2 separate regions of the Homo sapiens genome follow, and region 2 is linked to region 1. The links are chromatin loops, found by intact Hi-C in ENCODE. Cell type or tissue: mammary epithelial cell. All regions are shown on one strand. Each heading gives the region's core, and the rest is flanking DNA. Links, peaks and the distances in the headings are about the cores only.

Region 1 (7,433 bases), core at 1,215-6,214:
GGGAACAAACCTGGGTTAGGTCAGTTTTGCTTATCAGCGGGTGGCAGGTGAATTCAGAATGTTCTTCAGTGGTGTTACATTTCTCTGGGGACATTACTGATCACAGACATTTGGATTTTATACTTTTTGTCTCTGGTTATGGAATGAAAGGTTAGACCTCTTGAAGGATGTCAAACATCATTGACTAGTAGGTGGGGGAGGTTTAGGGAAAAGAGTAGAGGCAGGTGTTCCAGAAACCACACGGTGTGATCAGTTAGGACTGAGCTGGCTGCCTATAGCAGAAAGCCCCAAACAACTATGCCTTAAACTCTCAGGGGCTATTTTTCTTTTACACACAGACACACAGACACACACACCACACACACACACATACACACACACAATCTGTATGAAGGCAGGCCAGCATTGGCATGGTGGCCCCATGAACATCCTGGACCAGCCTTCCCTCATCTTTCCACTCCACCATCCTTGGCAAAAGTCACCATCTTCAAGGTTGCTTCTTGGTCTAGGATGGCTGCTGGAGTGCTGGCCATCATGTCCACATTCCAGTTAACAGAAAGAAGGAGGTGAGGGGGGTTGCACCTAACACATTCTGCAAGGGAGGTTGAGAAATTGACTCATCAACTGGGTACAATGCCCAGTGTCCCACTCATAAAAAAACGAGGAATGGATATTGAGTAGATGCCTAGAAGTCTCTGCCACATATGACTTACTTGTAAGAGTAGCCCATAAGGCCTGGATTGGTCCTGTTAGGGTGACTCTCACCAGGGTGGTGAAAGGGTGTTATGAAAGGTCTCATCTCAGTTCGCCCCCACAAGCCCGGTGGCTCTGCAAAGCTGGAGACCTCATCCCACAGGCGTTTCCGTGGGGTCACTGCACCTGTTCAGAGCAGCATATGTCTTGTGGTGGCACTGGCCTTTCATTCCAAGAACTCACATCTCCTCTGCCTGCATGAAGGCCTGCCCAGTGGGTTCCTTCCCCCCAGTATTTTCCTCTTGGCTTTCTAGCCACATTCCTTCTCACCTTCCCCCTCTCTGCTCCTGGACTCCCGGTGGCCAGAGATTCCGAGCCTCCCTTGTTATGTCTTCTCCTTTGTTTATTCACCTGAAATCCGTGCTTCACCTTCCTGCCCAGGCCCTGCTGAGGCCCACAGCCATGAGTCCCCAATTCCTCCAGCCTCTCTGGAGTCCAGGACCCTGGGGATGGGGAGCAGGAAGGCGCTATACATGGGACCCCCAGTGAGGAGGGAAGTGTAAGAGAAACCCTGCTGTGGGGAGTGGTGTGCCTGGTGTTTGCTTCAGGGTATGAGGTAGGTCAAACTGTCCACCATGAGTTGATATTAATCATAGTTGCTGGAGAACCAAACCTGATCTAGTCTCATTTGGAGATTGCAATGCCGTTGGGGCCGGGCTCTGCTTCCACCCTGTTGATTCCGTGGAATCTTGGTGTTCCCCTTGTAGGAGGAAACTGAGTCAGATGTGGTTGCTCCCTGCCTCCCCCAGGCTCAAGTACCCACATCACCCTCAGCATGGACCTGTCTATCCGTGTGTCATTAATACCAGTGCTTGCTTGATGGCAGATGTAGTGATTTTCCTGTGTCCTGGATCTTCACAGTCTGCTGTTCTGTGCAGGATCCCCATCTATTTGCAACTTTGAAAAAGAGTGGAAGCTTTGATGGGTGAACAAGGCTTAATGGCGAAGGGCCTTGGACACCTGGGCCAGGAGTTTGAACTTCACTATGAGTGTGTTCTGCCCACTCACCCCGTTCTTCGCCTGTATGGGGTGACTTCTCTCAATTTCTTACTTGCTAGAGCCTGACGTAGGAACAACCCAGGCAAGATTTTTGTTTAGCCCTTGCACCAATCTTGATCTAAGAAGCTAAACTCAGAAAGTTGTTTCCATCTGCTAAGGTGACCAAGAAAGGGTGTGATCTAAGATCAAAGGGAGAGAGGTGTCTGTGGATCTGAGGCTCCCCAGTGCAGCCTCCCTGTTTGGGGAGTGGAGGGTGGAGTTAAGGGTGGTCTCGAAACTGACATTGCACACCCCACTTAGCATTCATGGCCTCCCTGGCATCACCAGGTAACATTGTGAAAACCAAGCCCATGGAGGGTGCTGGGAGATATTTCCAACCTCACAGCACATACCAGCAAATGGGGACTCGGCAGTACAATCTCTAAGCCAGGCTCAAAGGAGTCAGTCTGTACAAAAGCTTATATTATCAAAGCCTCCTCCACATTGCACAGTCTTTTCTAATGTGTTCCCAGCTCAGGCCCCAGCCCACCAGTTAATTACCCCAAAACCCCACACCCCATGCTAAGCAGGGAGGTCCATTACCAAGAGAGGCCAAGGAAGGGGGTTGATGGTGTTTTGGGGGTGAGGGCGGGAGTTTATCTGATGATCATAGGTTCTGCTTGGGAACTGTTGGTACCTTGGGTATTCAGCACCAGCCAAACAACTCTGAAAATCACTCTCTCTGGGTCAGAGTGTGCCAAGAGGCACAGGTATCCTCCTAAATATCCCCCATTAAAGCAACGGGACACATAGAGCAACAGTCGCGTGGAGTCCACGTAGCTCATACGAAGCAGCTTCTGATTCTAACTGTAGCACAATCCTAAAATGAGACTAAGGCACACGAATATAGATGTTAGAGACTGCTCCTCATCCTAGAGACAAGAGGAGACGAAGGAGCTTCAAGGAGAAGGTTGTCAACAGTACCAAGCACTCCAAAACAAAAGTTCAAGCAGCGTGAGGATGAGGTTGGGCCGTTGGGTATGGGGACGGGGAAAATGTTGCCAAGCTTCAGGAGAGCAGGGTCAGGAGGGCAGAGGGGTTGGAAGCCAATGGCTGGGCGTGTTGGAAGAAAGCTGATGTGGAGGGAGAGCGACGTCAGAGTCTACTGCTTCCTGGAGTATGACCGCCTGGATGTCCTTGGTCAACAGAGGCAGAAGTGGCGGTGAAGAAATGGGGTCAGCGGGGTGTGGGTTAATGTTAAAAGCATTAAACAGTAAAAGAAAAGAGAAATAAGGTCAAGAGAAGATTTTGCGTATCTATGTGTTTTATGGTCAGGGAGATGGGGAATATCTGTTTGTCTCCGCTATGGTAGCTATGGTATTATGTAGAGGTGGTTGGAGAGCGGGTGAGGATCTCTTCTCTGTAATGCACGTGAGTGGCCACCAGATGGTGTCCCAAGTCCTGATGTAATAGCCACTGTGTCAAGGACTTATCTGGCAAAATGGACCAAACGTTAACTTCTAAATATGCGATGATTACATAAAGTAAACATCACGCAAAAGGCCAAAAATCAAAGCAATTAGGTCCCAAGTTAGAAGAGCATTATGTGGTAATTTTCTGCCTTTTACTAAAGGAACCTCACAGCCTTTCTATTTATAGCTGTCTTTAAACCCCAACCCCCGCCCTACCCCGCCCCCGAGACTTGCACTTCTGAGGGGACGTCCTGCAGGTTCCCAGCTCAGTCCCAGTTCAGAGTGGCCCTGCTCTCGATGGGGACTGCCCTGGGCCTATTTCCAAGCTATGACAAGAAGGCGACCCACCCCGCTGGGTCCCCAGCCCCTGCTCTGTGAGGGAGTGAACTCCCGCTTTCTGTTTCATCTCCTTGTCATGGTGGAAACAGAACTGAATGCACACTGTAAAGCGACTACTGTGCACAACAGAGTCAAGCTGCAGAAACAAAAGGAAAACCTTTGGTGTGTTTCTTCTCAGCATTTGGAAGTCAGAGGAGACAGAGAGGGGGAAGGGCCAGGGAGAAAGGGGATGCGGGCTGGGAGAGGAGCCTGGGATGCAGATGCCTCAGAGCACGGAGGACGCCAGGCCAGACCACAGTCCTTCCCGATCCCCGGACTCCAGGCAGAGACGGGGAGGTGCAGGTGGGGAAACTCGAAACCCACTGCCTGGCTGGAGCTAAGGCAAAGTGGATGGGCTGAGAGGTGCCTGGCATAGCGGGAAGGCACCCCGGACCGGGAGAGGGGGCAGCGGCAGGGACCGAGGAGTAGCCCTGCGGCACAAGACGGGGCAGCCTCCTGGGCCCAGGTTCTGCCTCCTGCGATGCTCCGCCTCCCAGTCTCTGAAGAGAGAAACTTTAAGTTGGTCAAGCCATGGTGGGGCCTGGGAATCATAGACTGTTAAAGGCCTCAGAGGCCACGGATCTAATCTGGCCCTTCCCAGGAGAAACTGAGGCCCAGGGCTAAAGTGACCTGGCCAAGGCCACGCAGAAGAGCTGGAATAGAACTCAGGCTTCCGACACGGGCTCTCACCCTGGATCTCTTTCTCTCCAGCTAGGCTGCCTCCAAGCCTGGAGCCGGGACCTGAGCCACAAGGGGAGTGGAAAGCTCTTAGGAAGGGAGGGCAGTCAGAGAGGCCACGGGAATCCAGAGGACAGCGAGGCCCAGGACCGAGTTTTGGTGTTGGAGGTGGAGGTGGGGATATGACTCGTGAGGTGTAAAAGGACGCATAGAAGCAAACTGCTAGGCACCCTGGAGGGTCCACAGAACAGCTTCTCTGCAGGTTCGCCTGAGCTCCATCCGGGAATTTCCAACCTGATTGTCCAGTGCTTGGCTCCCCACGAGGCACACGGACGATGCTGAAGGAACTGATCAGCCCATGAACTCTTTTCTTCTTGACCCACAGGGATCTCCTACCAGAGACTGGTGAGGGCTGAGCAGGGCCTGCCCATCAGGAGTCACCGCAGCTCCACCGTGTGAGTGCTCTTGGGGGACGGAGAAACAGTGGGGAGGGAGTTTGGGACCCCTGCACTGTTCCACCTTCACCCTCCTCCCCCACTCAAACATCCAGTGCCCCCACCCCCTGTCCACCCCAGCCAGCAACAAACAGGCTTCCAGGGAACTGGGAACCCCCTGGCACTGCTGGTGATATTTTGTGTCCAGGTGTGTTTTTCTAGGCTGACGGTCTTTCACCAGATTCTTAAAGAGGTCTGTATCAATTATGCCAGGTGTTAGGCACACAGTTCCCCCACTTTCATTATTTTCAGATGAGGAACTGGAGGTCAGAGAGGTCAAGCAACTTCCCCAAGGTCACACAGCGAGCAAGGGTACGAGCCAGAATTTAACCCTCAGGCTTATTCAGAAGCCCATGATATTTCCACAATCTCCTTCTGTCTGTTACTAAAACAGTGTTTCCAAACTTTTTTGACCAGGACCTATAAGAAAAATCCATTTTATATGACAGCCTGATACACAAACACACACACACACACACACACACACACACACACACACAGCTGAAATGAAATGTATCCTGGTTACATAGGATGAGCTCTGTTCTATTCTATTTCATTTAAGAAACAAATTTGGCTCCCCAGATGATTTCATTACCCACTCCTGTGTCCTGACCTGCAGTTTGAAAAGCACTAGAGAGGGGGTGCCCATTAGGAGGACCCTCTGCAGGCCTTGAAGAGTTGGGTGCTGTCTCACCTTGACATGTTGGGAGCCCAGGGACCCCGGCCTTCACCACCTCAGAAATTATAGGCCCCCGGCCCTCCTCATTCCCAGCCCCAGGGGTTCACTTCCCACTCACTCCCCTGAGCAACACTTCTTGACTTCCCTCTAGGTGAAAACAAACACAAACAAAATGATAGATGTTGAGACAGAGGGAAAGGATGCTAAAATGTTGTAGTTTAGTAAGTAAATAAGATTCCTCTGGGGGAGCTGGGGCAGGTGGGCTGATGAAGAATCATCAAAGCCCTTTAGACCTTTATTCGGACTCCAGGCACCATCCTAAGCATGGTTACATGTGCTGACTCATTTAATCCTCACGTTAACCCCGTGAGAAAGGGATTTTTCACATAAGGGAAGTGAGGCACCGAGAGATTTGTAGAAAGAGCTTACAGTTGGGAGATGGTCTCACTTTCATTATCTGTAAATTGAGAATGATGATAAATTCTTCGGGAGAGAAATTATGCAAGCTGGTGAGGGCAGGGGCTCGGCTGGGCTCGTTACAAGGTTGTAAGGGGCTGCTTATACAAGCCCACCTCCTTTTTCTTACAGATAGAGAAATCAAAGTGAGTTTCTTCCCAAATGATGGGGACTTTGACAGAGACTAGTCCTGTCTCTGCCCTGTCCCCGGGCACCGACGTCCCCAGAGTGTGGAGGGAATGCTGCCCTGCGTGGTGCTCCTTTGCACTGGGTTTAAACGCAGTGTGGAATTGAGAGAGCAAGAGCTCTCATCACATGCAGCTCATACTAAAGCATTTATGGATACAAAGCCGCCATGGCTCGAATTTGCTTCGAGGTCATGCAGTGATGGAGGGGTTGGCATGGGGGAAGTGAGAACAGCCGTGCGTTGTTAACTGTAAACAGAGTGATCAGCGCCTCAGAGCCCACGATTCTTTTAATTTGGGGTATGTTTGAAAGTTTCCATAGTAGCCGGGCGCGGTGGCTCACGCCTGTGATCCCAGCACTTTGGGAGGCCGACGCGGGTGGATCACGAGGTGAGGAGTTCAAGACCAGCCTGGCTAACACATTGAAACCCTGTCTCTACTAAAAATACAAAAAAAAAAAAAGTTAGCTGGGCGTGGTGGCGGGTGCCTGTAGTCCCAGCTATTTGGGAGGCTGAGGCAGGAGAATGGTGTGAACCCGGGAGGCGGGGCTTGCAGTGAGCTGAGATCGTGCCACTGCACTCCAGCCTGGGTGACAAGAACAAGACTCCGTCTCAAAAAAAAAAAAAAAAGAGAAAGGTTCCATAATAAAGAAATGTAAACACTGGCACCAAGAGGGAATCTGGGTATCCATCGGGAAGGGAGGTAGCAGTGGCCAGGCACACAGTCCCCTCCCAGCCAGTGAAAGCCTGTATCATGGCTTTGGGCTGATTAGAAAAGGTGTCCCTCATAAGCTCAGGAAGAAGATGCACTCTGACTTGGCATCCCCTCCTCCGGGCAGATGCAGCCCCACGGCACGAGGAATTTCATGTCCCGCTCGCCCCAGACCACACTGCACAGCACCACGTTGCTGTCCAGCTCCCCCTGAAAACTGATCGCTTGGCTTCAAGTCACCTTGCCTAAAATATGATCCTCATTTGAGTAATCTTGCATCCACTCAGCTGTCTCATAGGAAAAAACGTTTATATAAAAATTAAGTAAATTTAGTTTTAAAGAATTAAGTTCAATTTTGAAAAGATCTTTGAAAACAACAGCTGAAAAATGCTCAGCAGTGAACCCCACGCTTTCCCCTGGAAACCTGGACCCTGGAGCTGTTGCTTCTGTCCTGGCCTCCTGTGGTCACCTCCTCGAGCTCTGCCTGGGCTTGAGGAGGCCCTGGTCTCAGTGGAGCTGAGCACCAGCAGGCACGAGGGGGGTGGCTGCACTGTGGCATGCTGCGCACCCCTGGGTGCCATAGCCGGTCCCCTGTGTCCCCAGCACCGTGCTGCTGCTGAACCCAGTGGAAGTGCAGGCCGAGTTCCTT
Region 2 (5,000 bases), core at 1-5,000, 110 kb after region 1:
GGTCAACTGACTTAGTTGCCCATGGTTGCGACTATTAGATGGTAGAGCCATGGTTTGAACCCATATCTGGCTGCTAGAAATCCACGGTTGTTCCTCTGAAGACTATGGGGCCTCTAGAAGAGAAGATTTGACTAGCCAATGGAGAGGACTGAAAGCTTTTAACTCTTGCCTGTTGCGAAGTGAACAATGAGTCTGAGTTGGTGGAGATTATGGGTGCTGAGACATTTGTTTTGGACAGACCACCACAACATTCCAGGCAAGAAGAGGCTGCATCCCAAAAGGTATGAGAATCAAATGACAACATAGTATGTGTATTGGAATTTCAAAAGTGGAATCAACAAGACAGCCCTTGGTTGTTTATTGGATAATGGGGCCGCGGGGATCAACGAAGAAGGAGTATCAAGGATCGTGGATGATTTTGTAATTTTGAACCCATGTGATGAGGAGGAAATTCTGCAGAAATGGCAGAGCCCGGGAGCCCATGAAGCCATCCATCCAAAACCTGAAACCAAAGCTCAGATCATAAGAATTATAGACAATACAGGCCGGGTGCGGTGGCTCACGCCTGCAATCCCAGCACTTTGGGAGGCCAAGGCCGGCGGATCATGAGGTCAGGAGATGGAGAGCATCCTGGCTAACACAGTGAAACCCTGTCTCTACTAAAAATACACACACACACACACACACACACAATTAACCAGGCGTGGTGGCGGGTGCCTGTAGTCCCAGCTACTCAGGAGGCTGAGGCAGGAGAATGGCGTGAACCCGGGAGGCGGAGCTTGCAGTGAGCTGAGATCGCGCCACTGCACTCCAGCCTGGCAGCCTGGGCGACAGAGCGAGACTCCTTCTCAAAGAAAAAAAAAAAGAATTATAGACAATACAGCAAAAACTCCTCATCTGCTAGCTTCCTTCTACAATTGCTGACTGTCACTGAGACCAGAAGCCCTGCCACTTGGTGATGTTTGTGATGTGGAGCAAAGCAGAAGGCATGCTCAGCATCCACTGGCTTTCCACAGCCATGTTCATGAAACCTTTATCTTTTTGCTAGCCTGGCTGTGAAATGGCTTGGAGACATGAGGCTCCACTGGACTGAAGTTCTTTCCAATCCTGGGAGCCTGCGGTGCACGACAGAAACGTGACTGGTGAGGTGTTGCTGTGGTTTGAATATTTGTCCCCTCCAAAACTCATGTTGAAATTTAATCCTCTATGTGACAGTATTGAGAGGTGGGACCTTTAAGAGGTGAATGGTTCATGAGGATGCTGCCATCATGGATAAGTGAATGGGTTAATGAATTAATGGGTTATTATAGGAGTGGGGCAGGTGGCTTTATAAAGAGAGAGACCTGAGCTAGCATGCCTAGCCCCCTCGCCACGTGAGGCCCTGCAACACTTCGGGACTCTGCAGAGAGTCCTCAGCCTGAAGGCCCTCACCAGATGTGGCCCCTTCACCTTGGACTTCTCAGCCTCCGTAACTTTAAGAACTAAATTCCTTTTCTTTCTAAATTACCCAGTTTCAGGTATTCCATTATAAGCAACAGAAAACGGACTAAGACAGTTGTCATCTGCTACAGAAGTAAAACTTAAAATATGACCCCTGGGCAAGTCACTTACCCCACTGGGTCTCAGCTCCCATGTCTGAAAAATGAGGGCCTTGGTCTCTGTGACCTTCTAAGTTTGTGCCTCTCGGCCTTGACGTGATTCCCTCCTTTGGGCCAAGGGCACACCAGCCCTTCTCACCCTGCAGAATAGCATAGCATTCTGGAACCCGAGAGATGCTGGGGCCTGGAATGAAGGTTCATCTCCTTCCCCAGAACCTGGCAGAAAGTTCCTGGTCTGTGTGCAGAAGGACCACATTGAGCCAAGACACCAGCCCTATAGGCCAATCGATCTGCCCTCAAAGCCAGGGTCTAGGGAGTGGTGGGATGAGCCAGAGGGGGCAATCTGTGGTGACTGGAACTTGGTGTCTGGTCGAGGCCTGCAGCATGGGGGGCTACTGCGGAAGGCAGAGGTCTGGGTAGGCACCTTCAGGGCGGGGCACCTTCCTATTGGCACTCAACGTTCCCTTTAGCTTTGTTCATGTCGACCCCCATAGGCTGCAGTTTTGGACACTTGCATCCCCTCTGCCCTTTGCAAGGGGCAGGCCACGCTCTTGGGACTGGAAAGCTATTTTCTGCCTCCACACGGGGGTGGAATGGCTGTAAGCGGGGACTGAAGAGGACTTCTGAAAGCAAACCGGGACAGGAAGGGAGAGGATTCGACCAGGGGTTCCGAAGCTCTCCACCAGGGAGCGCCAAACACAAGGGAAAACTAGCGTCCCTCTTCATTGGGCAAACCTGGTCCCTATTCCCTTCCCAAAGCTGCAGCTCAGGATGAGGCCGGCAACCTGAAGGCCCTTTAGTTCTTGGAGCTTGGAATTACAGAAAACCCCGAGGATCAGGTGCTGCTGCTGAGCTGGCTTTGTGAGAGACAGGAGGCGAGGCCAGGGTCTGGGAAAAGGGAGCAGCTGCAAAGGCTTCCAGTGGAATTGGCAGATCAGCCTGGCCAGCCCAGACAGCCTCTGGCAGCCTTTCCTGAGGATATGGACGACCCTGATGCTACTTTTGTCTTGATCAGTGTAAATGTGAAGAAACAGGATAAATAGCTGCATGTACTTTTTGAGTTTCCTAGGGCTGCCGAGGGACCACCTGAGGTCAGAGTCACAATAATAAAACCAATTTCACAGACCCTCACCTCCTGCTCCTCAGCCCCATCCCCTTCCAAGCCTGGCTGCCCAAATCTCATCAGTGTATATTCCAGTGCCTGCAGAGAGAGGCTCACAAGGATTTACAAATAAGTCCTATCTCACCAGGCACTCACTGGATCTCTGTCACCATGGAAGAGATGAGAAGATTCCAAGAAAATTCCAAGACCCTCCACTATCATATCAACATGTTACAATTTTCCTCTTTCAGGAAGCATGTGGCATCCAGAAACAGTGCTTCTTCCTATTGTTCTTGGCAAATTACATCAAAATCTGTGTGCTCTTAGCCCAGAAAAGAGATGACACTTCCAGGAAGGAGAGAATATAGCACCTGCTTTTGGCTAAAGCCCCTCTTCTCCAAGGTTGTACTGGCAGGTTTTCTAAATTTTGATTAGAGAATAGTGAGAAGCTTGCCCTTGGAGAGGTGAGTTAGGTAAGAGAGCTATGATTGGATGTCACCACTGAACCTACCTGAAATGAGGTAAGAGAGTTGGGAATGGATCCCACCAGAGGCCCATCATTTTTATGGCAAGTCATAAGAGGGATCTGAATGTCTCCCCCCATGACAATAGCTGTCCCATCTTGCCTTGGAGCTTGGCTGTCAGCAGCAAATAAACCTCACTGTGTCTGTCCCTGGGACTAGCGAGTCAGACCAACTCAGGGGCTCAAGGTGTTTGGATATTTGAAGAAGTCTTGCCTTCCACAGAAGACCAGAGGTTGTGTGGTGATATCTGAATTTTGCTTAGCATTGTCTTGAACAGGAACTAAAGAAACATTTCAAGAAGAAAACAATTGCTTTTAAAAACTTAACTCTTCTTTGTCATTTGGTGCTCAGAAATCTTTGTCTCATTGCAAACAAAAGAAACTAAGTAAGGGCAGTCTTGGAAAGAAGACGCACCAGGTACCATTACTGCAGTCATACTGAGGCCCACCACCACCACGACTACCACCAATGGAAACGAGAGATGGGGTTCAGATGTGGATGACAAAGATGTGGATGACAAAGGTCTAGCATCAAAGGACAAAATCAACAGAAGTGAAGAGGCAACCTATGGAATGGGAGAAAATATTAGCAAATCATACATCTGATAAGGTGTTAATATGCAGAATATATGAAGAACTCTTAAAACTCAACAACAAAAAAACAAACAACCTGATTTTTAAATGGGCAAAGTACTTAAATAGACATTTCTCTAAAGAAAATATACAAAAGACCAGCAAGCTCATGAAAAGATGCCCAACATCACTAATCATTAGGGACATGCAAACCAAAACCACAATGAGATACCATCTCTCACACTCATTAGGATGGCTGCTATGAAAAACAAACAAAAAACGAACAACAACAACAAAAAAAAAACAGGCCAGGCACTGTGGCTGGCTTGTAATCCCAGCACTTTGGGAGGCCAAGTTGGGCTGATCCCTTGAGGTCAGGAGTTCACCTGGCCAACATGGTGAAACCCAGTCTTTACTAATAATACAAAAATTAGCTGGGCCTGGTGGCACACACCTGTAATCCCAGCTACTCAGGAGGCTGAGGCAGCAGAATCACTTGAACCTAGGAGGCAGAGTTTGCAGTGAGCAGAGATTGGACCACTGCACTCCAGCCTGGGTGACGGAATGAAACTGTGTCTCAAAAAATAATAATAATAATAATAAGTGTTGACAAGGATGGAGAAATTAGAACACTATGAACTGTTGATGGGAAAGTAAAATAGTGCAACCACTATAGAAAACTGTAGGGTTCTTGCTAAAAAAAATTAAAAATAGAATTACCATATGATCTAGCATTCCCATTCCTGAATATATACCCAAAAGAATGGAAGGCAAGGTCTTGAAGAGATATTTGTACATGCATGTTCATAGCAGGATTATTCACAGTAGCCAAAATGTGGAAGTAACCCAAGTGCCTATCAACAGATGAATGGATAAAAAGTGTGGTATATACATACAAAGGAATATCATTCAGCCTTTAAAAGGTTTCAAATGTTTCCTCTGTTCTTTTCTTTTTTTCTTCTCCTGTATTCTCATTACATGTATTTATATGAATAGCTTTTGTAGCTATCCCACAGTCCTAGGATGCTCTGTTTGGTTTTTCTTTTTTAGTCTCTTTGCACTTTGCTTTTTTTTTTTTTTTTTTTTTTTGAGATGCGGTCTCGCTCTTTCACCCAGGCTGGAGTGCAGTGGTGCAATCTTGGCTCACTGCAACCTCTGCTGCCCGGGTTCAAATGATTCTCCTGCCTCAAGCCTCCCAAGTAGC

Evidence for each region. A loop is a pair of places that touch in the nucleus more often than their neighbours do. Peaks named below come from ENCODE experiments on the same cell type or tissue, not always from the same donor. Only the 100,000 strongest peaks of a DNase experiment are listed, where the experiment ranks them.
Region 2: a loop joins it to region 1, with 8 times the contacts of the local background. A loop is called at or near these places in 12 of 110 quality-filtered maps.

Annotation. Positions count from the first base shown.
Region 1 is chr17:8,890,867-8,898,299 of GRCh38, reverse strand. PIK3R5 (phosphoinositide-3-kinase regulatory subunit 5) reads left to right here. Exons shown (of 19, transcript NM_001142633.3): 6 at 4,645-4,714; 7 at 7,388-7,433. It overlaps LOC124903922 (a long non-coding RNA gene), which reads right to left. Exons shown (of 2, transcript XR_007065613.1): 2 at 6,346-6,512. It overlaps LOC124903920 (a long non-coding RNA gene), which reads right to left and starts at 1,114. Exons shown (of 3, transcript XR_007065611.1): 1 at 1,024-1,114; 2 at 714-879. RefSeq lists enhancers at 3,160-3,359, 3,370-3,439, 5,866-5,975. In mammary epithelial cell, for the core only: a CTCF peak has its summit at 3,169 (motif pointing right); a DNase peak (open chromatin) is centred at 3,179.
Region 2 is chr17:8,783,282-8,788,281 of GRCh38, reverse strand. No RefSeq gene overlaps it. Among named protein-coding and RNA genes, the nearest start is that of MFSD6L, 14 kb to the left of the region's middle. In mammary epithelial cell, for the core only: a CTCF peak has its summit at 2,284 (motif pointing right); no DNase peak of the experiment used is centred there.